Regions from separate parts of the Homo sapiens genome. Here region 1 is linked to region 2. Evidence: read pairs that join two places in POLR2A ChIA-PET (ENCODE). Cell type or tissue: endothelial cell of umbilical vein. All regions are shown on one strand. Links, peaks and the distances in the headings refer to the core of each region. The heading gives the core; the rest is flanking DNA.

Evidence for each region. ChIA-PET counts read pairs that join two places held together with the same protein. Peaks named below come from ENCODE experiments on the same cell type or tissue, not always from the same donor. Only the 100,000 strongest peaks of a DNase experiment are listed, where the experiment ranks them.
Region 1: POLR2A ChIA-PET joins it to region 2 with 13 read pairs; 5 of 35 experiments call an interaction of 5 or more read pairs at or near these places.

Annotation. Positions count from the first base shown.
Region 1 is chr10:18,661,573-18,672,174 of GRCh38, forward strand. It overlaps ARL5B (ARF like GTPase 5B), which reads left to right. Exons shown (of 6, transcript NM_178815.5): 2 at 5,003-5,063; 3 at 6,958-7,105. Among named protein-coding and RNA genes, the nearest start is that of ARL5B, 7.4 kb to the left of the region's middle. In endothelial cell of umbilical vein, for the core only: no CTCF peak of the experiment used is centred there; no DNase peak of the experiment used is centred there.
Region 2 is chr10:18,531,580-18,542,181 of GRCh38, forward strand. It overlaps CACNB2 (calcium voltage-gated channel auxiliary subunit beta 2), which reads left to right. Exons shown (of 14, transcript NM_201596.3): 11 at 2,497-2,648; 12 at 4,522-4,617; 13 at 6,601-6,786; 14 at 7,651-10,602. The coding sequence ends at 8,145. It overlaps CACNB2-AS1 (CACNB2 antisense RNA 1), which reads right to left and starts at 7,697. Exons shown (of 3, transcript XR_007062076.1): 1 at 7,615-7,697. It overlaps LOC124902387 (a long non-coding RNA gene), which reads right to left and starts at 3,217. Exons shown (of 2, transcript XR_007062077.1): 1 at 1,458-3,217; 2 at 270-382. In endothelial cell of umbilical vein, for the core only: no CTCF peak of the experiment used is centred there; no DNase peak of the experiment used is centred there.

The DNA of each region.
Region 1 (10,602 bases), core at 429-8,428, 130 kb after region 2:
GCATAGGAGATACAAAATTAAAGAATAAAGATACCTTACTTCTTGGCAAAGTATTCAAACATCAATAAACGAGACAAACATGAAAAAAAATGCAGTGTGGTAAATTATTTAACAGATATGTGTAAAAATATAACGTTGGCTGCAGCACAAGGTATACTTGGACGTAATGTAATGATGAGTAGGAATTTGGGTGGCATGCTAGACAGACCGAATAGAAGGGACGTGTTATTCTAGGCAGAAGAGCTAATATGCAAAAGGGAGAGGAATGAGCTAGTTTGGTACTTTTAGGGAAGCTGAAAATAGTTGAGCTTGGCTGTGTGTTAGTTTGCTTGCGAGGAGTGAAGAGGAGATGAGATTGGAAAGACAACCAGGAGAACCTTATCACAGAGGGCCTCCAGTGTTGACTAAGACATTAAACTCTCTAGAGCAAGGAATGGGACTCACTGAAGGGTTTAATCCACAGATGTATCTTAGCCTATATTTTTGTTTTCTGCATCAACAAAATTAACTACCAATCTCAGCATTTTCCATTTTTGTAACTATATTTATCTATTCCAGTGGAATTAGATATATTAGAATAACAGGCCCAAAGCGCCACCTCACACCAACTAAATTAGATTGGGGTGAAGAGGCCTGGGCATCACTGCCAAGGTAAATCGAATGTGCAGCCAGTGTTAAGAACTACTGATCTTACTTTATGTGCTCCTTTCCCGTGTCTTTCTTCCAGTATTTCCACATTCTCATCCTTTTTTTTCCTGTAGCATTTTAGAGTCTCATGCGTCTTATAAATTAGATACCTTTCTGTGAATAAGTATACTAAAGCGTGTGTTGTCTAAGTAAAGCAATGTAAAAGTTAATTCCTGCAATTTTGTATTGTTTGAACTGGAAGCCTGTTTACTTCGACAGTTATTATTCAAGGAAATAATTTGGAATTCTGATTATCTCTGCAAACATTTTATATGTTAATGTAGTTCTGTGAAATACATATGTGTTATGTGTGTTTGATAGCTCACCTCTAAAGTTTTGCATTGTTTTTTAAATTTCTTTTGAACTTTTGTAGGCATAGTCTTTTTCTCTCAGTGTTATGATTGTGGAAACCTGTCATCAGTTATTTCTTTTTTTGTTGTTTGTTTGTTTTTTTTTTTTAATGAGATGGAGTCTCACTCTGTCACCCAGGCTGGAGTGCAGTGGTGCGATCTCGGTCCACTGCAACCTCCATCTCCTGGGTTCAAGCAATTCTCCTGCCTCAGCCTCCTGAGTAGTTGGGATTACAGGCGCACACCACCACTCCGGCTAATTTTTGTATTTTTAGTAGAGGTGGGGTTTCACCATGTTGGTCAGGCTGGTTTTGAACTCCTGACCTCAGGTAATCCGCCCGCCTTGGCCTCCCAAAGTGCTAGGATTACAGACGTGAACCACTATGCCTGGCCCAGTGATGTCTTTAAATTTTATTTATTATTGTTATATTTTCTGTCACCCAGGCTGGAGTGTAGTCCTGTGATCTCAGCTCACTGCCACCTTTGCCTCCCAAGTTCAAGCAATTCTCCTGCCCCACCCTCTGGAGTAGATGGGATTACAAGCACCTGCCACCATGCCTGGCTAATTTTCGTATTTGTAGTAGAGATGGATTTTACCATGTTGGCTAGGCTGGCCTCGAACTCCTGACCTCAGGTGATCTACTCGCCTCCCAAAGTGCTGGGATTACAGGCGTGAGCCACTGCACCTGGCCAGTTATTTCTAGTGTTACCCAGAATTAAGAACAAATGAAATACAGTTTTAATTGTAGTTCTTTTTCAGAACCATGTAACAGTAACATCTTAATTTCATAATTTAATCATTTCTTTCCAATCCATGAATTTCATGTTATCATTTTGAACACTGGTTGCCAATTGCGTATGATTATTGTCCTTTACTTCTGACTGCTCAGATCTCAGATCTTGTGGCTCACATTTCTCTCTTTAGCTTATTCTGCTCTTTTTTTTTTTTTTTTTTTTGAGATGGAGTCTCTCTCTGTCGCCCAGGCTGGAGTGCAGTGGCGTTATCTCGGCTCACTGCAAGCTCTGCCTCCCGGGTTCATGCCATTCTCCTGCCTCAGCCTCCCAAGTAGCTGGGACTACAGGTGTCTGCCACCACGCCCGGCTGATTTTCTGTATTTTTAGTAGAGACGGGGTTTCACCATGTTAGCTAGGATGGTCTCGATCTCCTGACCTTGTGATCCTCCCACCTCGGCCTCCCAAAGTGCTGGGATTACAGGTGTGAGCTACTGCGCCCGGCCCCAGCTTATTCTGCTCTTAACTCTGGACTGTAAGCAGGTTTCAAACACACTAAACTTAAACTTATCATCTATCTGCATCCTGTCTTCCAGACCATTCTTTGTTTTTGTTTTGTTTTGTTTTGTTTGAGACGGAGTGTTGCTCTGTCACCAGGCTGGAGTGCAGTGGTGCAATCTCAGCTCACTGCCACCTCTGCCTCCCAGGTTCAAGTGATTCTCCTGCCTCAGCCTCCCAAGTAACTAGGACTATAGGCACCTGCCACCATGCCCGGCTAAGTTTTGTATTTTTAGTAGAGACGGAGTTTCACCAAATTAGCCAGGTTGGTCTTGAACTCCTGACCTTGTGGTCTGCCCACCTCAGCCTACTGAAGTGCTGGGATTACAGGTGTGAGCCACCATGCCTGACCTGGCTAACTTTTTTCTTAAGAGATGGGATATTACTGTATTGCCCAGTTTGGTCTCAAACTCCTAGATTTAACTGATCACTTCTCCTTGGCCTCCCAAAGTGTTGGAATTACAGGTGTGAGTCATTGCACCTGGCCTAAAACATTCTGATTTACTGTAACTGATAGTAACAGTAGTGTCTTTTTTTTTTTTTTTTTTTTTTTTTTGAGATGGAGTCTCGCTCTGTTGCCCAGGCTGGAGCACAGTGACCCGATCTCGGCTCACCGCAAGCTCCGTCTTCCGGGTTCATGCCATTCTTCTGCTTCAACCTCCCAAGTAGCTGGGACTACAGGCACCCGCCACCATGCCCGGCTAATTTTTTTGTATTTTTTGTAGAGACAGGGTTTCACCGTGTTAGCCAGGATGGTCTTGATCTCCTGACCTCGTGATCCTCCCACCTCGGCCTCCCAAAGTGCTAAGATTACAGGCGTAAGGCACCACGCCTGGCCTAACAGTAGTGTCTTAACCTAACATTTCCTCATGTTAGGGACCTACCTTTCAAAATGGTGCATTATTGGTGAGTTTTACCATCACAGGCCTTCAGTATTATGTGAAGCATCATAGTGCAAAAGTGAAGCAAGGAGCAGGATTGTTTGCAAATGACCTGGGTCTTCATTTGAGTTGCTTCAAGAAGGAGCCATCTGGTACTGTCCTTCCATTCCTTTCTCCCAACAGGATTATCTGCCTTCAAGTTTTGCTTATCTTTAAACTAGTGGCTTCCTTCTCACCACTGCAGGCATGTTGTTTTCTGTAGATGCTTGGTAGGTGGAGCTTCTAGCTGTCACCAAAATTTAGAATGCTTAGTGCCAGGCAGTCTGTTTGTTCCTCACTGATAAAGGTTCTTGTACTTTAAGGGATAACAAACAGGGTAATACTTAAAGATTAGCTTCATTAGAGGACATGTAGCCAAGCTTGGTGGTGTGCACCTGTGGTCCCAGCTATTCAGGAGGTTCAGGTAGGAGGATCACTTGAGCCTGGGAGGTCGAGGCTGCAGTGATCATGCCCCTGCACTCCAGCCTGGGCAACAAAGCAAGACCCTGTCTCAAATAAATAAGGAGAATTATAGTGAGTTATACTAAGCAGGCAAGTTTTGTTTTGTTTTACAAAGCAGCTTCTACCATAGTGAAAATAGCCCTTCCAGAGGACCGTGTCTGTTTATCCTGCACTGTAATAGGCTGTATCTAGAGTGTGTAGGTCATTGGAAGACCTGCACATCTCAAGAACTTAAATTTTCTTGGTCCCTCTTTTTTTGGCTGATGAAGTTTAGAACTTCAGAGTAGGAATATGAGCTGATAGTTGATTATATGACCAGAATGTTGACATTCACCAGAGGTCATCAAGAAGAGCGGGATTCTGATATGAGATGTGCCCAATCGTTGCCTACAAATCAACTGTGTTGTGATTCTGTGGAAACTTCCCTACTTACCCTGTTGATGTTAACTTGTAACTTTTTAAGCATTCTTCTGCCTTGGAGAAGGGGATCTTTAGTATACTTGGCATAAGTGAAAATCTAGGAAAGATGGTATCTGGGTTGTTTTCTGTATTCAAAGGACATTGCAGAATATATACCACTTAACGGAATAATTAGATGAGCTTTAGCAACTACTTATTAAAAGAGGTGAATATTTAGTGCATGGCACCCAAAGGAGGAAAGAACTGAAGAGATTTTCATTGTACAAAGAGCAGAAACAGAATCTGCTCAAAAGAACTGTAGAAGCCGGTTGAAAAAATGTTAAACAATGAGTAATTGTGTAAAAACTTGAGAGTATATGTTTGTCTTTGTGACACATGAAACGTTTCAATTTTAAGCTTACATGGGATTTTTAAGTGAGAGGAAGAAACAGATCCTGGTATACATAGGTGGGGAAACTTACAGATATGAAAACATTTTGATAAAAAGCTAACTTGATTGGTACAGAGCTAAAAAGGTGTGTAAAACAGGCTTTTTAAAAAACTTACATTTAGGTTATAATTTTTGCCTAGATTAATATTTGGGTCTCCTCTCCCCTAGATGCAATATAAGTGACCAACTTTGCTGGTGTTTCCTGCCTACCCATCTCCCACATTCTTTTACATGAGAACTAGACAGAGAATCAATGATAATTGATTTTGTTACTTAACCTAGGTAGCCTTAACATCATAACATTTCTTTCTGCATTTTAAGTCTAGTGATAGATATTCAGTGAATGATTCTCATTAATGAGCTAACTAATAATCATTGTTGAAAGCATGTAATTGCAGTAATGCAGTAGTGTTAAATGTTTATGATTTGCTTTCTTTTTGTAGAACACAAAGTAATTATAGTGGGACTGGATAATGCAGGGAAAACCACCATTCTTTACCAATTGTAAGTATGGGTGTTTATTAAACAGTTTTCACTAGTTATTGAAACTAATGTGTTTACAATTAATAAGAGATGCATTATAATAATGACGGAAAAACTTAAATATATGTTTTTTGTTTTTTGTTTTTTTAATTTTACCGAACACAATCTATAGAAAAGTGAGTGAAATAAACATTTGCTAAACCCTTCACAAACACTTATTGTTTTCTGCCCTCGAAAGAAAGAAATTAATATTAAATAAATAAAGCGCATATTAGAAGTGCTGGGGTGAGGTGATAAAGTGGATTTCACTTAGTTCTTACCCCACTTGGGTTTATGTAAATAAATTGATAGCTCTAGGAAGCCATTGCTACCCTCCTGACTAATAGCTTTGGAATTTTTTAACATAGCCAGACTTGTCAAAAGAAATGTGATCACTCCTGAAAATATTGCTGTAGTAGCTTGCAAGAGGGAGAGTCTTGAGACTTTCAGAGAAATCTGTTAATACCTTAGGAAATTTTCACAGCTCATCATTCCACTTGTCAGAGTACCTTCCATTATCCTTTCAATGCCAATGAAATGATAGTATTAAGCAGTAGAAGTGGATCTACCAGGCACTTTAACAAAATAGTTCTACAGTTCTTTGCCCCATTGTGTGGCTCTTACCTCTTCCCACTCATGTTGCATTAGAAGACAGCCATCAGCTCACCAGAAGTACTTCATTAGCCAGTGATTAACGCATTTTTCAGCTACTTTGCTAAAAAGCTACTGACTTAAAGTTTGTTGTTTCAGAGTTGAACAACTACTTGTTTCTCTTGAAAACATTTTCATTCATTGGTGATTATGTGTTTAAATATGAATTAGCTTTTAAACATCACATATAAACATTTCAGAAACCTGTCATCTTTGTTGAAATAATTTTACACATGGCTTCAAAAATATACATAAAACCCAAGAGAATTGCAAGCCTCCTCCAACACAGTAGTGACATGTTACTGGCAAGGGCATATTTGTTGAATTAATTGATTAATGTAGCTTTACCAATGATTATGATAATACGAGGGGTATGAGCATCAGTATTCTAAATATATATATATATATATACACACACACACAAACACACACACACACATATTTGAGACAGAGTTTTGCTCTGTTTCTAAGGGTGGAGTGCAATGGCGTGATCTCCACCTCCCAGGTTCAGGCGGTTCTCCTGCCTCAGCTTCCAGAGTAGCTGGGATTACAAGCGCCCACCACCACGCCCTGCAAATTTTTGTATTTTTAGTAGAGACGAGGCTTCACCATGTTGGTCAGGATGGTCTCAAGTTCTTGACCTCAGGTGATCCACCCAAAGTGCTAGAATTATAGGTGTGAGCCACCACACCTGGCCTTCTAAATATATCTATAGTTAATTTAAATTTTTACTTGCCCATGGTCATCTTTTTAGGACTACTTTAGATTAATATGCCTGAATTAATTTTTGTGACTAAGTCTCAATTTAGACAGTCTTCAAAATTATAGATAGCCTGCTATCCAATATTTGCTATTTTGCAATCACCTAGAAACTTGCTTTTCAGGATGGCATGGGACATTGGGTCTTATCTAACTGATAACAGGGCATGGTGGTATTGGAATTTTTGGCCACAGAAATGCAAATTCACACCACACTGTTTCCTTTCTTTTCCATCAAGCTTGCAATTCCTTCCGTTAAAAAAAAAAACAAACAAGAAACAAGTCTTTCTTCTGGAGTTGTTATCTAGATATTGATTTGCGCAAGTGTTCTCCAGGTTTATAATTTTCATGCTAATGATCACCATCATTGGTGCAGAAGGTTGATTGATCTTAAAAATACAGAGATAAAAGTTGCTTCAGATTCTCAAGATTTACAAGAGCTTTTACGGTGTCTGTTTTTCAACAGCTTAATGAATGAAGTGGTTCATACTTCTCCAACCATAGGAAGCAATGTTGAAGAAATAGTTGTGAAGAACACTCATTTTCTTATGTGGGATATTGGTGGTCAGGAGTCTCTGCGATCATCCTGGAACACATATTACTCAAATACAGAGGTATGCTAAGATGAATTTTGAATTTTAATCCAAAGGTCCCTAGAGTAAACATAGAAAGTAATTAGGCTGCACCTGGGCGTATTGACAGTTGCCTTTTTTTTTTTTTTTTTTAAGACGGAGTCTTGCTCTGTCGCCAGGCTAGAGTGCAGTGGAGTGATCTTGGCTCGCTGCAAGCTCCGCCTGCTGAGTTCAAGCCATTCTCCTGCCTCAGCCTCCCAAATAGCAGGAATTACAGGCGAGTGCCACCACACCCGGCTAATTTTTGTATGTTTAGTAGAGACCGGGGTTTCACCATATTGATCAGGTTGGTCTTGAATTCGGGACCTCGTGATCCACCCTCCTTGGCCTCCCAAAGTGCTGGGATTACAGGCTTGAGCCACCGTGGCCGGCCTTTTAATAAGATCCTTTTTTGTAGGGAATTTGGGTTTCCTTTTTTTAAAAAATAAATAAATAAAAATTTCATAAATGAGACTTAAGAATTTGGGTTTTCGAATAAAAGAAAAGGCAAATAGAAAGATTGTTTGGAGCTATTATTACTTGAGTGCTTACTGTTTGGCCAGGTTCTCTCCATTCATCTTCACAAGATTTTCATGTCTCCAGGGTTGGAGAGATCTGACACGTGGAGATATTATGTAGGTTTCCCCAAGATCTCACAACTTTCTAAGAGACCCTGACCGGTGGAGGAATAAAATATTTTATTAATTTAAAAATTTTTTATACCATGAACATTCAAAATGTTGGTAGATTTTTTTTTAATTAGAAAAAAGTAGATTTGCAAATCATCTCTCAAAGTTCTCTGCCACTTATGAGTTCAGAGCTAACTTGGGGAACAAACCTGGATATATTCATGTTCTATTTCTGCTTTTATTTCTTATTAGAGGCAGATTTTTTTAAAAGCCATTCAATGTAGTTTAGAGAGATTTATCCTTGATAGTATGATTTCACAATTGCATCCATTTAATTGTTCTTTGCAAAGAAGTACACCTAACCAATTATTTTTTTCTAAAATGAAACCTTTTAAAAATTGGAGTTGGGCCAGACACGGTGGCTCACGCCTGTAATCCCAGCACTTTGGGAGGCCGAGGCGGGTGGATCATGAGGTCAGGAGATTGAGGCCATCCTGGCTAACACAGGTGAAACCCCGTCTCTACTAAAAATACAAAAAACTAGCCGGGCGTGGTGGGGCAGACTTGTAGTCCCCAGCTACTCAGGAGGCTGAGGCAGGAGAATCGCTTGAACCCAGGAGGCAGAGTTTGCAGTGAGCCGAGGTGGCACCACTGCACTCCAGCCTGGGTGACAAAACGAGACTCTTATCTCAAAAAAAAAAAAAAAAAAAATTGGAGTTGGAAGGGAAGAGGTAGAAAAGGATATAATATGAATAATTTTTGGTGAACAAAGTTGCCTCTTTAAAAAACATGTATTGTTCTAGATTTATATTATAATAGCATGTGTGTATGTGTGTATATATTCCAATGCAACGTGTAAGTAAACAAAGATGGCGTATCATAGATAATCAGAACTTGTGGTAGCACTGAATTATTTTATTGGGTATGCAGAAGCTGTAAGCAAATAATATAGTTAAAGGGTAGCTTATACATTTATACAGTAAAATAATGTTCTGAAACTAGAATAAGTTAGAAAGTAAGGGAAGGGCCAGGCGCAGTGGCTCACTTCTGTAATCCCAGCACTTTGGTAGGCCGAGGTGGGCAGATTGCTTGAGGCCAGGAGTTCAAGACCAGCATGGCCAACATGGCAAAACCCCATCTCTACTAAAAATACAAAAATTAGCCAGGCATGGTGGCATGTGCCTGTAGTCCCAGCTACTCCAGAGGCTGAGGCATGAGAATCGCTTGAACCTGGGAGGCGGAGGTGGCAGTGAGCTGAGATAGCACCACTGCACTCCAGCCTGGGTGGCAGAGTCTCGCTCTCTCTCAAAAAAAAAGAAAAGAAAGTAAGGGACAAATGACATTGTAGCATATGATTAATTTAAACATCAGAGCTGTTAGTAGTTTTAAGCTCACAGTTAACTCCAGCTGTGAAAAGGGCAGTTATCATTGATGAATAGGTCAAAGTTGATTCTAGTGAATCCATATGTACTTAAAGTGTGTCGAAAGGGTAGTTCTTGAAGTGACTGAAACTCTGGAGGACTTAGCATGGGTCCAGAAAGAGATATCCATTACTGATGCCATTTGCATGAAACGTTCTTTTAATAAGTGATCTCTACAAGAATATCAAAATTACTACAAAGAACAGTGGCGCCTGTCACTTTGCATTTTGAAAATTCTTCACGTGGAAGAGTCCCCCAAAAGCGGTAGTATGTCCATTATAATACAAGAAGTTACAGGTATTAAGTAATTATTGACACCTTCCTCTCATTAACTCACAGTTGTTTCCCATATTCTGTTGATTCCTCCTTTGCCACGCGACATTCTTTCCGTTTATTCCCTTCTAAGCCCAACTCAGTTTATATTCAGATTAGTTGTCTGTTTCCCTAATTTTATTTATTTTTGTTTTTTATTTATTTATTTTTTTGAGATGGAGTCTCAGTCTGTCACCCAGGCTGGAGAGCAGTGCAGCCTCCGCCTCCCAGGTTCAAAGGATTCTCCTCCCTCAGCCTCCGAAGTAGCAGGGACTACAGTACACACCACCACACCTGGCTGATTTTTGTGTTTTTAATAGAGACAGGGTTTCACCATGTTGGCCAGGTTGGTCTTGAACTGTCCTCAAGTGATATGCCCACCTCGGCCTACCAAAGTGCTGGGATTACAGGTGTGAGCCACTGCACCTAGCCTGTTTCCCTAATTTTAAAGTCATCTCTGTAATCTAATTCTACCCTTCATGTCTCAGTTTATTTTGCATCTATCTCCTGCTGTAATAACATCATTTCATCTCATTTCTTAACTTTTTATTCTGTATACAGTGTTCAGCTTAAGGGTGCTTTTTCGCTGTATCATCTCCTCCATCTCCTCCTCCTCCTCCCCCTCACCCACCCCCCACATTTTTTAAAAAATGAGTTAGGGCCTCTCTCTCACCCAGGCTGGAGTGTAGTTGCATGATTCTCAGTACAGCCTCAACTTCCTAGGCTCAAAGCAGTCCTCCCACCTTAGCCTCCCAAGTAGGTGGGACTATGTGCATGGCTAATTTTTATTTTTTGTAGAGAGACAGGTTCTCACTATGTTGCCCAAGCTAGTCTCAAACTCCTGGGCTCAAGCAGTCATCCCACCTCACCTCCCAGAGTGCTGGGATTATATGTGTGTGAGCCACAATGCCTGGCCTATATCTTCTTATTTTTTAATATGCAAACTCCCTTTTTTCATGTATAGCTTTACCAACAGATTTCTCCTCTTTTTTCTGGTGTCTTGCCTTTATTTAATTTCACCTGAATCTCCAGTATATAATGCCTAAGTATATATGTTTCAATCTGGAGCATTTATGGTGGATACTGTTTTATAAAATTGTCTTATTTTTAAAATGCATTTATCTTTTTCTTTCAAACT
Region 2 (10,602 bases), core at 1,075-9,074:
ATTACCATACTGTCTTCCACAATGGTTTAACTAATTTACACTCCCATCAACAGTGTATAAGCGTTCCTTTTTCTCCATAACCTCAACAGCATCTGTTATTTTTTGACTTTTTAATAACAGCCATTCTAACTGGTGGGAGATGGTATCCCATTGTGGTTTGATTTGCATTTCTCTAATGATCAGTGTTGTAGCTTCTCTTCTTTATCTAAGAGGAAACATTGTTCCTGTTGTTGTTTATAGATATTAGAGATATAAAGCATAGAAAGGTGTTCATTTTTCAGTTTAATTCAGTGGGTATAAGAAACTGTGGGATGTGGGGAGATGAGGAAGGCTTGCCCCGTCTTCAAGATGCTGAGCTGCATTCTTTCATTAGCTAGGACAACTGGAAAGAATCAAATTGACTTTCAGTTTCAGAAACGAACATTGGGGAAGTTTCTGACATTTCTTTATTAGAGTAAATTCTGAGCATGATATACTCTGTCAAAGGAAAATTCCTAGCATGGATACATCCATTTTTAAAAGCATCATTTTTACTTTGAAGTCAAAAGTATTATCAGAATTTGTCATCGATTCTTAAGGTTGTATCTACTAATACAGTGTTGCACCAGGATTCTGAAAGTCCACTTTAAAATATTTTAAAACTCTTTCCCTTTAATTAACGGAGTGTAAAGTATGTATGTAAGGCTACCACAAATATCTTTATATATGTGTATATATTAAAACATGTTAATATATTGACATAATATAAATAATATCCATATATGTAATATATTTTAAGGCTATCCAGGTTTTATACAATCAGCACATATTAGGGCTGGGCGCAGTGGCTCACGCCTGTAATGCCAGCACTTTGGGAGGCTAAGGCGGGAGATCACTTGAGGTCAGGAGTTTGAGACCAGCCTTGCCAACATGGTGAAACGCCATCTCTACTAAAAGTACAAAACATTAGCTGGGCCTGGTGGCACATGCCGGTAATTCCAGCTATGTGGGAGGCTGAGGCGAGAGAATCACTTGAACTGAGGAGGTGGAGGAGATTGTGGTGAGCCGAGACTGCACCACTGCACTCCAGCCTGGGAGACAGAGAGAGACTCTGTCTCAAAAAAAAAAAAAAAAAAAACAAAACAAAAAAACAAACAAACAAAAAAAACAAAAAAACCCACATATTAAACTTGTACTACTCAAACCTTTAAAAGCAAGGAGTTACACGGGATGCTGTGACTGTCTGAACACTTAACAGATGAAACAAAGATGAAAATCTTTGTGATCAGATTTCTTAATGCTTACAGTAAATATTAATTTAGGTTGTAACTTGACTGGGATTCAGTGGCCCAATGTTATTTTAAAGCTAGTATCTCATGTAGTTTGGGCCCTGATTTTTTAAAGATATCTAGGTAAAAAAAAAAGGACTCAAGTCATAACATATTGTGAGGCAGATGGATTAGTGACCAGAGAGTTACCTTTTCTTCAATAAGGTACTAGTTAAAATTATCTCCAGGAAGCTTCTGGCAAGAATCCAACGGCCTAAGAGGAATTAAAAGGTAATTGTAAATCCACATTTGCTAGCATAAAAGTCTCATGGAATTCAACCTCCACGACTGCAGTGGGAAGTGAAAGCTATGTACTATGCTTTATAGACCTATGCTGCCTAGTAATAGTAGCTTCTGCCTATTTATTAAATTTTAAAAATTTACACGCCTGTTCAAGTGCTCAGTAGCCCATTAGCTGCTGCCACGCTGGACCACATACAGAGAATATTTCCCTCATTGCAGAAAATTCGGTCAGACAGTCCGGTTTTTGAGTCTTTGGAGATCACAGAACAGATGAACTGAATGCCATTTTCTCGGAGTTCAACTAGATATTCTAATGTTTTGTGATAAGTTTCTATAAATTTTATACTTTAGATTTCTGTAGTGCTGCCTCTGAAAACTGCCCTTTTAAAACATGACTACTTTGGTTGGAAAATATGAGGTGTGTTTTTGGATAAGTTTCTTTCTGGTGCCATTCACGTCTTTGCTGTTTTATTTTGTATTTCATCTTGTTAATAAACATCTAGACGGCATACAGGTGACATGTAAACATAGATCAGCCCGTGCACTGAAAGGAAAACCTGTCATGGTTGCTAATGCAAAGTGGTCTGCAATGAACACACGGAAGATATGTCAAGGTTCTTATTTTACAGCAGTTTTATGAAATGATTTCATAGACTGCAAGCACAAAGAATGTCAGCAGAGAGCTAAAAATTTCCACAATCCAAGTATTATACTAAAAGTAAATTCTGTAGCCGGTTGACAGAAAAATTCCTTAAATCCTAATGATGTGTGGAGAAACAGCCCTTTCCAAAAGGATAAATTACTGTTGTAAATTTTTATCAATTCTATTGCCTGTAAGCATTAACATAATGGCTGACCTACTCACCTTTCTGTTGAAGAAACAGTATACCATTTTACTTTATCTTAAAAATACTGCACTTTAACTGAATTGTTTCGCCCTTTACAGCGGAAGTTCAGAGTGAAATCGAAAGGATTTTTGAACTTGCAAGAACATTGCAGTTGGTGGTCCTTGACGCGGATACAATTAATCATCCAGCTCAACTCAGTAAAACCTCCTTGGCCCCTATTATAGTATATGTAAAGATTTCTTCTCCTAAGGTAAGTAGGACTGCTACTGTTTGCTCTATAATCAAACTTTCCTAAAATGTATTTTATGTTCTGCTTTCTATAATTAGGCTATTGTAATAGCCTTTATGATGTATAGAGAATTTGAGGAGACATGATAGTCAAGAATTTTTAAATTGATATAGTTTCATGGCTTAGAACAGCTGTTCTCAAAGTGTGGTCCATGGATCCCTGGAGAGTGTTGAGACACTTTTAGAGGGTCCATTTAGTCAAAACTACTTCCATGATAATACTAAGACATTATTTGCCATTTTCACTGTTTTGATATTTGCATGGCTGATGCAAAAGCAATGGTGGGTAAAACTGCTGGCGTCTAAACATAAATCAAGACTGTGGTATCAAAGTACCAGCAGTTACTGTATTCACCGCCACCATGCTTTCGCAGTTTGAGGGGAAAAAAAGCCAATTTCACTTAATGTCCTTATAAAGTAGTAAAGTTTATTACTTTTATTAAATCTTGACTTTTAATATTCAGTGTACTAAAACAAAGTACACACAAAGCTCCTGCTGTATACCAAAAAGTAAGGACAAGCACTGGTTTGATTGAGTTGTGAACTAAACTAGCCATGTTTTTCATAGAATACCATTTTTATCTCAAACAACAACTGACAGGCTATGCTTATTCCGACTTGGTGTAGCAGATATTTTCTTGGACAAAATAAGCCTGTCACTTAAAGGAGAACAGCATGTGTTGCCAATGATAAAACTCAAGCTTTCAGACAACAATCAGAATTTTAGAAAACTTGTATGCATCTCTGAGAACTTGCAAGCTTCCCAATAAAGTTTTCTCTGAGATCAATGGTAATATTAATGAATATGATGTTTTAATAATGTATAATGAAATATGTCAACATTTGGAAGATCTGAAGTCAGTGAACCATTATTGTTTGTATGATCAATGAATAACATTAATTTTCAAGACAGACCAATGGAATGTCATGGAGTAAGAAAATTGCACTGCAGGTTCAGATTCCACATAACAAATAGTCTTTAAGGAACCACCATTTGTTGAGTTTTAGTGTAGTATCAAAGAAGACTATACTAAATTGTTTCTCCTTTTCTCAATTACAAATCTGTAGGAGGTTGGATTTTCTTCACGTATTTCAACCAAAACATGACATTGCAGCAGGTTGACTGTAGAAGCAAACAGGAGACTGCAATTGTCTTCTATGAAGCCAGCCAGCCAGCCATTAGAGAGATGTGTAAAAATGTAGCTATTTTTATTAAAAAAAATTCGGCCGGGCGCAGTGGCTCATACCTGTAATCCCAGCACTCTACTAGGCTGAGGTGGGAGGATCATGAGGTCAGGAGATCGAGACCATCCTGGCTAACACAGTGAAACCCCGTCTCTACTAAAAATACAAAAAAATTAGCCGGGCGTGGTGGCGGGTGCCTGTAGTCCTAGCTACTTGGGAGGCTGAGGCAGGAGAATGGTGTGAACCTGGGAGGTGGAGCTTGCAGTGAGCCGAGATCGCACCACTGCACTCCAGCCTGGGCAACAGAGCGAGACTACATCTCAAAAATATATATATATATATTTTAACATGTATCAGATTTATTGTGAATTTTTAAATAAATGTTTTAATAGTTTTCCATTTTAGCTTCTTTAAAGAGGTTGTGAGATAAAATGTTTGAGAGCTGCTAGCATAGAAAAAATGTGAGTGCTTAAAGCTTGCAACTGTGATTTATGTTAACATGTTAATTTTGCAGATAATCTTATAGCTCCATCTATTATAAGCCCCTTGTGCTGTATATAAAAAGGCCCCAGAGAAAGGAGTCAATAATGTACCTTGTACTTTACCTGGATGTAGTTATTACTCTGTTAAAAACTCATTATCTTTTACAGGTTTTACAAAGGTTAATAAAATCTCGAGGGAAATCTCAAGCTAAACACCTCAACGTCCAGATGGTAGCAGCTGATAAACTGGCTCAGTGTCCTCCAGTAAGTTATCTCTATATACAGCATAATCCAGTTACAGAGATCAGACCTTTTTTTTTTTTTTTTTTTTTTTTTTTTTTGGGGGACAAGGTCTTGCTCTGTTGCCCATGTTGGGAGTGCAGTGGTATGGTCTTAGCTCACTGCAGCCCTGAACTCCCGGGCTCAAGTGATCCTATTGCTTCAGCCTTCCAAGCAGCTGAGACTATAGGTGCATGCCACCATGATCGGCTAACTTTTTTTTTTCCCCCTGTAGAGACGGGGTCTTGCTATGTTGCCCAGGCTGGTCTAGAACTCCTGGCCTGAAGTGATCCTCCTGCCTTGGTCTTCCAAAGTGCTAGGATTACAAGCATGAGCTGCCATGCCTGGCCAGAACTGGCATTATATTTTGAAAAAAACAGTCAAACACCTGTCAGGGAAGAGAATCCTCATCACTTACAGTGGTATTCATTCCAAAGTAAACTGTCCTCCCTCCTTCCATGATCATGTGTTTTGAGCACAAGTAATCCAAACGATGATCATAGCTTACCAAAAGCTTCCGTACATCCTGCAGTAACTTCACTTTGTTAATATCCAACACAAGATCCTGGTTCCGAAAATTTGGCTTGTATGATGAGTCTATTTGGAGTTGGTATATTATTCATTTCTGATCATAGGGATCAAGTTGTCTGCTCTTAATAACTGTCTGAGACATTTATTTTCACATGGTCTCAAATCAATTTCTAAGTAATAAGTTACCTAGATTCTCACTTGTCGTCTATGCTTTACATGCAATGCCTTGAGGTATTAGAGCTTTCCTAGGTTTAGTTTTGGAGGCAGGGTCTTGCTTTGTTGCCCAGGCAGGAGTGCAGTGGTGGTGTCTCAGCTCACTATTGCAACCTCTGCCTCCCGGGCTCAAGTAATCCTCCCACCTCGGCCCTCCAAGTAGCTAGGACTACAGGCAAACGCCACCATGCCCTGCTAATTTTTGTATTCTTAGTAGAGACGGGGCTTTGCCATGTTGCCCAGGCTGGTCTCAAACTCCCGACCTCAAGTGATCCATCCACCTTGGCCTCCCAAAGTGCTGGGATTACAGGCATGAGCCACTGCACCAGGCTTTTTTTTCTTTTTAAGCATAGCCATTTCAGGGTCTATAAATATTTGATTGCTTAATATATGTTAAAATTTATAATAAACACTAAAAAATCTTTTGAAAAGTGGCATTATTTTCTTCTCTACTGAACTACTGTGAAGTTTGGACAATGTCAAAATTTCACATCCTAATCTTACCTTATTAATTTCTAAATTCAGATTTCATAATCTTGGGCCGGGCATGGTGGCTCATACCTGTAATCCCAGCACTTTGGGAGGCCGAGGCGGGTGAATCACTTGAGGCCAGGAGTTCAACACCAGCCTGGCCAACATGGCAAAACCCCATCTCTACTAAAAATACAAAAATTAGCAGGGCTTGGTGGTAGGCACCTGTAACCCCAGCTACTTGAGAAGCTGAGGCAGGAAAATCACTTGAACCTGGGAGGCCAAGGTTGCACTGAACCAAGATCAGGCCACTGCACTCCAGCCTGGGTAACAGAGTAAGACTCTGTCTCAAAAAAAGAAAAAGAAAAAAGATATCACAATCTTTATGTCAAGAACAGGCTTCTTCCTATTCTATTCTATTCTGTTCAAATATATATACATCTCTTTTCTACCATAGTATCTATGCCTTTTTCATTGCTGATTGATAGACAACTTTTCTGGGTTGCCATGTCCTTAACAACTGTTACCTTTCTGGCCATTATTTATTAGTTAAGCATTCAGTGCCCTCAACAATGATTTGAGGTAGTCAGACACTTCCTAACTAAATAAAAAGGGAGATAGTAGCAGCACTTATAGAAGCAGGAGCAAGTACAAAGGGGTGCAGCTCATGAGCCCCTTCCTCCTCTTATGGAGGTGGGAAGGGGGTGAAAACTGGGCTGGCATCAATGTGGTCTGGAATGTCTGCCTCTGCAGGAGCTGTTCGATGTGATCTTGGATGAGAACCAGCTTGAGGATGCCTGTGAGCACCTTGCCGACTATCTGGAGGCCTACTGGAAGGCCACCCATCCTCCCAGCAGTAGCCTCCCCAACCCTCTCCTTAGCCGTACATTAGCCACTTCAAGTCTGCCTCTTAGCCCCACCCTAGCCTCTAATTCACAGGTAAGGGGAGTTTTTATATATATCTATATATACAATCTTCATAGAAAAAAGGTTGCCTATGGTGACACCTCTAGGATCCAAGCCCAGTAGCCTGCTTGGGGCTTGTTCTAGTATATTAACTCAAAGCAAGTCCAGCATGAGCTGTGTATGTACCTGTAAGAAAAGCACCATCAACAGAATATATTGGGAACATACACAGACTACCGAAACTTTCTAAACAGTAGCATAGACTGTGGAAGTGGATCACCTAGATTCAAATCCTGGCTGCACCTCTTACCACTTGTGGGGTGGATAACCTGGGGCAAATTTCTTAACTGTTCTTACCTCAGGAATAATAATGGCAACCTGTCCAAGAGGCTGCTGGAATTAATAATCTCAAGAGATGATCTTATAGGGCTGTTGTATTAATGAGTTATTATATACAAAGGGTCTACAGAACAGTGCCTGTCCCATACTGTATCACTGTATCAGGTAAGCATTTGCTATTTTTAATATTCTCACATACAGTCAAGCAGAGGTAGTTAAGTTTACACCGCTGTATAGAAAAATCTCAGGGACCTGCATCTGTATTTGAGCCACAGGAGAATAAATAAAAGAACATTTTCCCTGCTGCTGCTTTTTTTTTTTTAAAGGAAAAAGTTACCATGGGCACTGTTCTAGGCACTTACAAAAGTCCAATTTAATATAGTATAGTATAAAGCCTTATAAATGCCACTGGATGTTACCAAAGGGATGAAGCTAGGTTAGACTTCATTTCAGCTTTTCGGATGCTTAAAAAGGACTCTGCTTGAATGCACTTGCTCTGGGACATGTTCTTTACACACTGACCTTGGTTAACGCCTGGTGTGCTCCTTTCGCTGCCAGGGTTCTCAAGGTGATCAGAGGACTGATCGCTCCGCTCCTATCCGTTCTGCTTCCCAAGCTGAAGAAGAACCTAGTGTGGAACCAGTCAAGAAATCCCAGCACCGCTCTTCCTCCTCAGCCCCACACCACAACCATCGCAGTGGGACAAGTCGCGGCCTCTCCAGGCAAGAGACATTTGACTCGGAAACCCAGGAGAGTCGAGACTCTGCCTACGTAGAGCCAAAGGAAGATTATTCCCATGACCACGTGGACCACTATGCCTCACACCGTGACCACAACCACAGAGACGAGACCCACGGGAGCAGTGACCACAGACACAGGGAGTCCCGGCACCGTTCCCGGGACGTGGATCGAGAGCAGGACCACAACGAGTGCAACAAGCAGCGCAGCCGTCATAAATCCAAGGATCGCTACTGTGAAAAGGATGGAGAAGTGATATCAAAAAAACGGAATGAGGCTGGGGAGTGGAACAGGGATGTTTACATCCGCCAATGAGTTTTGCCCGTTTGTGTTTTTTTTTTTTTTTTTTTGAAGTCTTGTATAACTAACAGCATCCCCAAAACAAAGTCTTTGGGGTCTACACTGCAATCATATGTGATCTGTCTTGTAATATTTTGTATTATTGCTGTTGCTTGAATAGCAATAGCATGGATAGAGTATTGAGATACTTTTTCTTTTGTAAGTGCTACATAAATTGGCCTGGTATGGCTGCAGTCCTCCGGTTGCATACTGGACTCTTCAAAAACTGTTTTGGGTAGCTGCCACTTGAACAAAATCTGTTGCCACCCAGGTGATGTTAGTGTTTTAAGAAATGTAGTTGATGTATCCAACAAGCCAGAATCAGCACAGATAAAAAGTGGAATTTCTTGTTTCTCCAGATTTTTAATACGTTAATACGCAGGCATCTGATTTGCATATTCATTCATGGACCACTGTTTCTTGCTTGTACCTCTGGCTGACTAAATTTGGGGACAGATTCAGTCTTGCCTTACACAAAGGGGATCATAAAGTTAGAATCTATTTTCTATGTACTAGTACTGTGTACTGTATAGACAGTTTGTAAATGTTATTTCTGCAAACAAACACCTTCTTATTATATATATAATATATATATATATCAGTTTGATCACACTATTTTAGAGTCTTAATGCCAAGTCAGCAGATTTGCTTTATGAATTACAGGGACTAGAAATGCCCACATTCAGGAAATTTGTAATAACATTGTCTAGACACCTATCCTCATTCTAGTAGAAAGTGTGTACATACTGTAAATATGTGTGATTGCTTGACTTGAAAAGGTTTGAATTCTGAATGTTATACCATCCTTGTAAGTAAGTTTGTAATTTCCACCATAAATTATGGTAAATATAAAACTCCAGAGGTTGTTCTACTCCATACAGTTCACACTGATTGTGACACATTCTTAGTAGCTAGTGTCTGTTCTAGTCACTGCACTGGAGTCTACGAGCCGGAACTCGCTATATGCACGTGTGTGTGTCCGTATGTAAGAAAGTGTGCACCGAGTGACTGAATGGTTGAGATGAATTGGAATGCTGAAGACTAACGAAGAAACTAGAGACTGATATCGAGCATTCTGCCCACCTCGCTCTGTATTTAATTAATTGTGCTATATGTTGCTTTAACAACCCATTGAGCAGTCAGGGAATGTGAGTAAGCTTGCTGCCAAAGGTAACTAGGAAAGCATTCATCTGCTGCCTCCTTGTTTTTGCTCCTAGAGAGTGAAAATACAGGCAATTTTACTGTGAGTGTTTCACTGGAAATGTACAATCTTTGTGTGTTAGAGTATTTGTTTTAGTAAGAAATGTTTACACAGCTTGTGGAATTATTTCGTGGGAAAATAAATTTTTATAACTTCTCCCACTTCAATTTCTAACCTTGCCTATTGTTCCTGTTGTTTGTTTACCTCCCAGTTACCTACCATTCCTCCCCACCACCGACTCCAGCAGGTTCACTGTCTGTCAGAACCCAGAAGTGCTTCTTATAACCAAAGTTTCTGTTCTTCAGAAGAAATCAGGGCAAAATGGGGTGACTTGAAGTGAATAAAATGTTAAGAATATTATCCTACATAAGACATGTACACAGAAGGGGAACCTTGAAGACATTATCTCCATGCCTCAATTACACTGCTGTAAGAAGCTTACAATGTCATCATGTTTAAGGCTAAGACCTTTTCCGTGTCTCAAGTGTATATTTTGTCCAGTTATAACTGGATGGTAAGACAGTATTAAGAGTGCAAGTACCTGGCACTTGAAGTTTGTCCCAGGAAAATGCCTGTGTATAATTACCTAACTTCAGATCTGCACATTAACTTATTTAACAAAATAAATCAGCCGGGCGCAGTGGCTCATGCCTGTAATCCCAGCAATTTGGGAGGCTGAGGAGGGTGGATCACCTGAGGTCAGGAGTTCAAGACCAGCCTGGCCAACGTGGCGAAACCCCGTCTCTACTAAAAAGATAAAAAATTAGCCAGGTGTGGTGGTGCACACCTGTAATCCCAGCTACTTGGGAGGCTGAGGCAGGAGAATTGCTTGAACCCAGGAGGTGGAGCCTGCAGTAAGCCAAGATCACACCACTGTACTCCAGCCTGGGTGACAGAGTGAGACTCCATCTCCAAAAAAGAAAAAAAAACAAAAAACAAAAAAAACTATCCAGCAAAATTATAAAATCTACTTTGTTTTGCTTCCTTGATTATTCCAAGTTCTTACCAAATATTCTTAGCCTTTTATAAGTAAAACTGTTTTACATTTAACTCCTTATTTCCCTTACCCCCAAGAAAACGCAATATTAAAAATGATTAAGCTGGGGTGGTAGAGTATACCTGTAGACCCAGCTACTTGGGAGGCTGAGATAGGAGGATCCCTTGAGCCCAGGAGGTGGAGGCTGCAGTGAACCGTGACTGTACCAATGCACTCCAGCCTGGTGACAACCTGG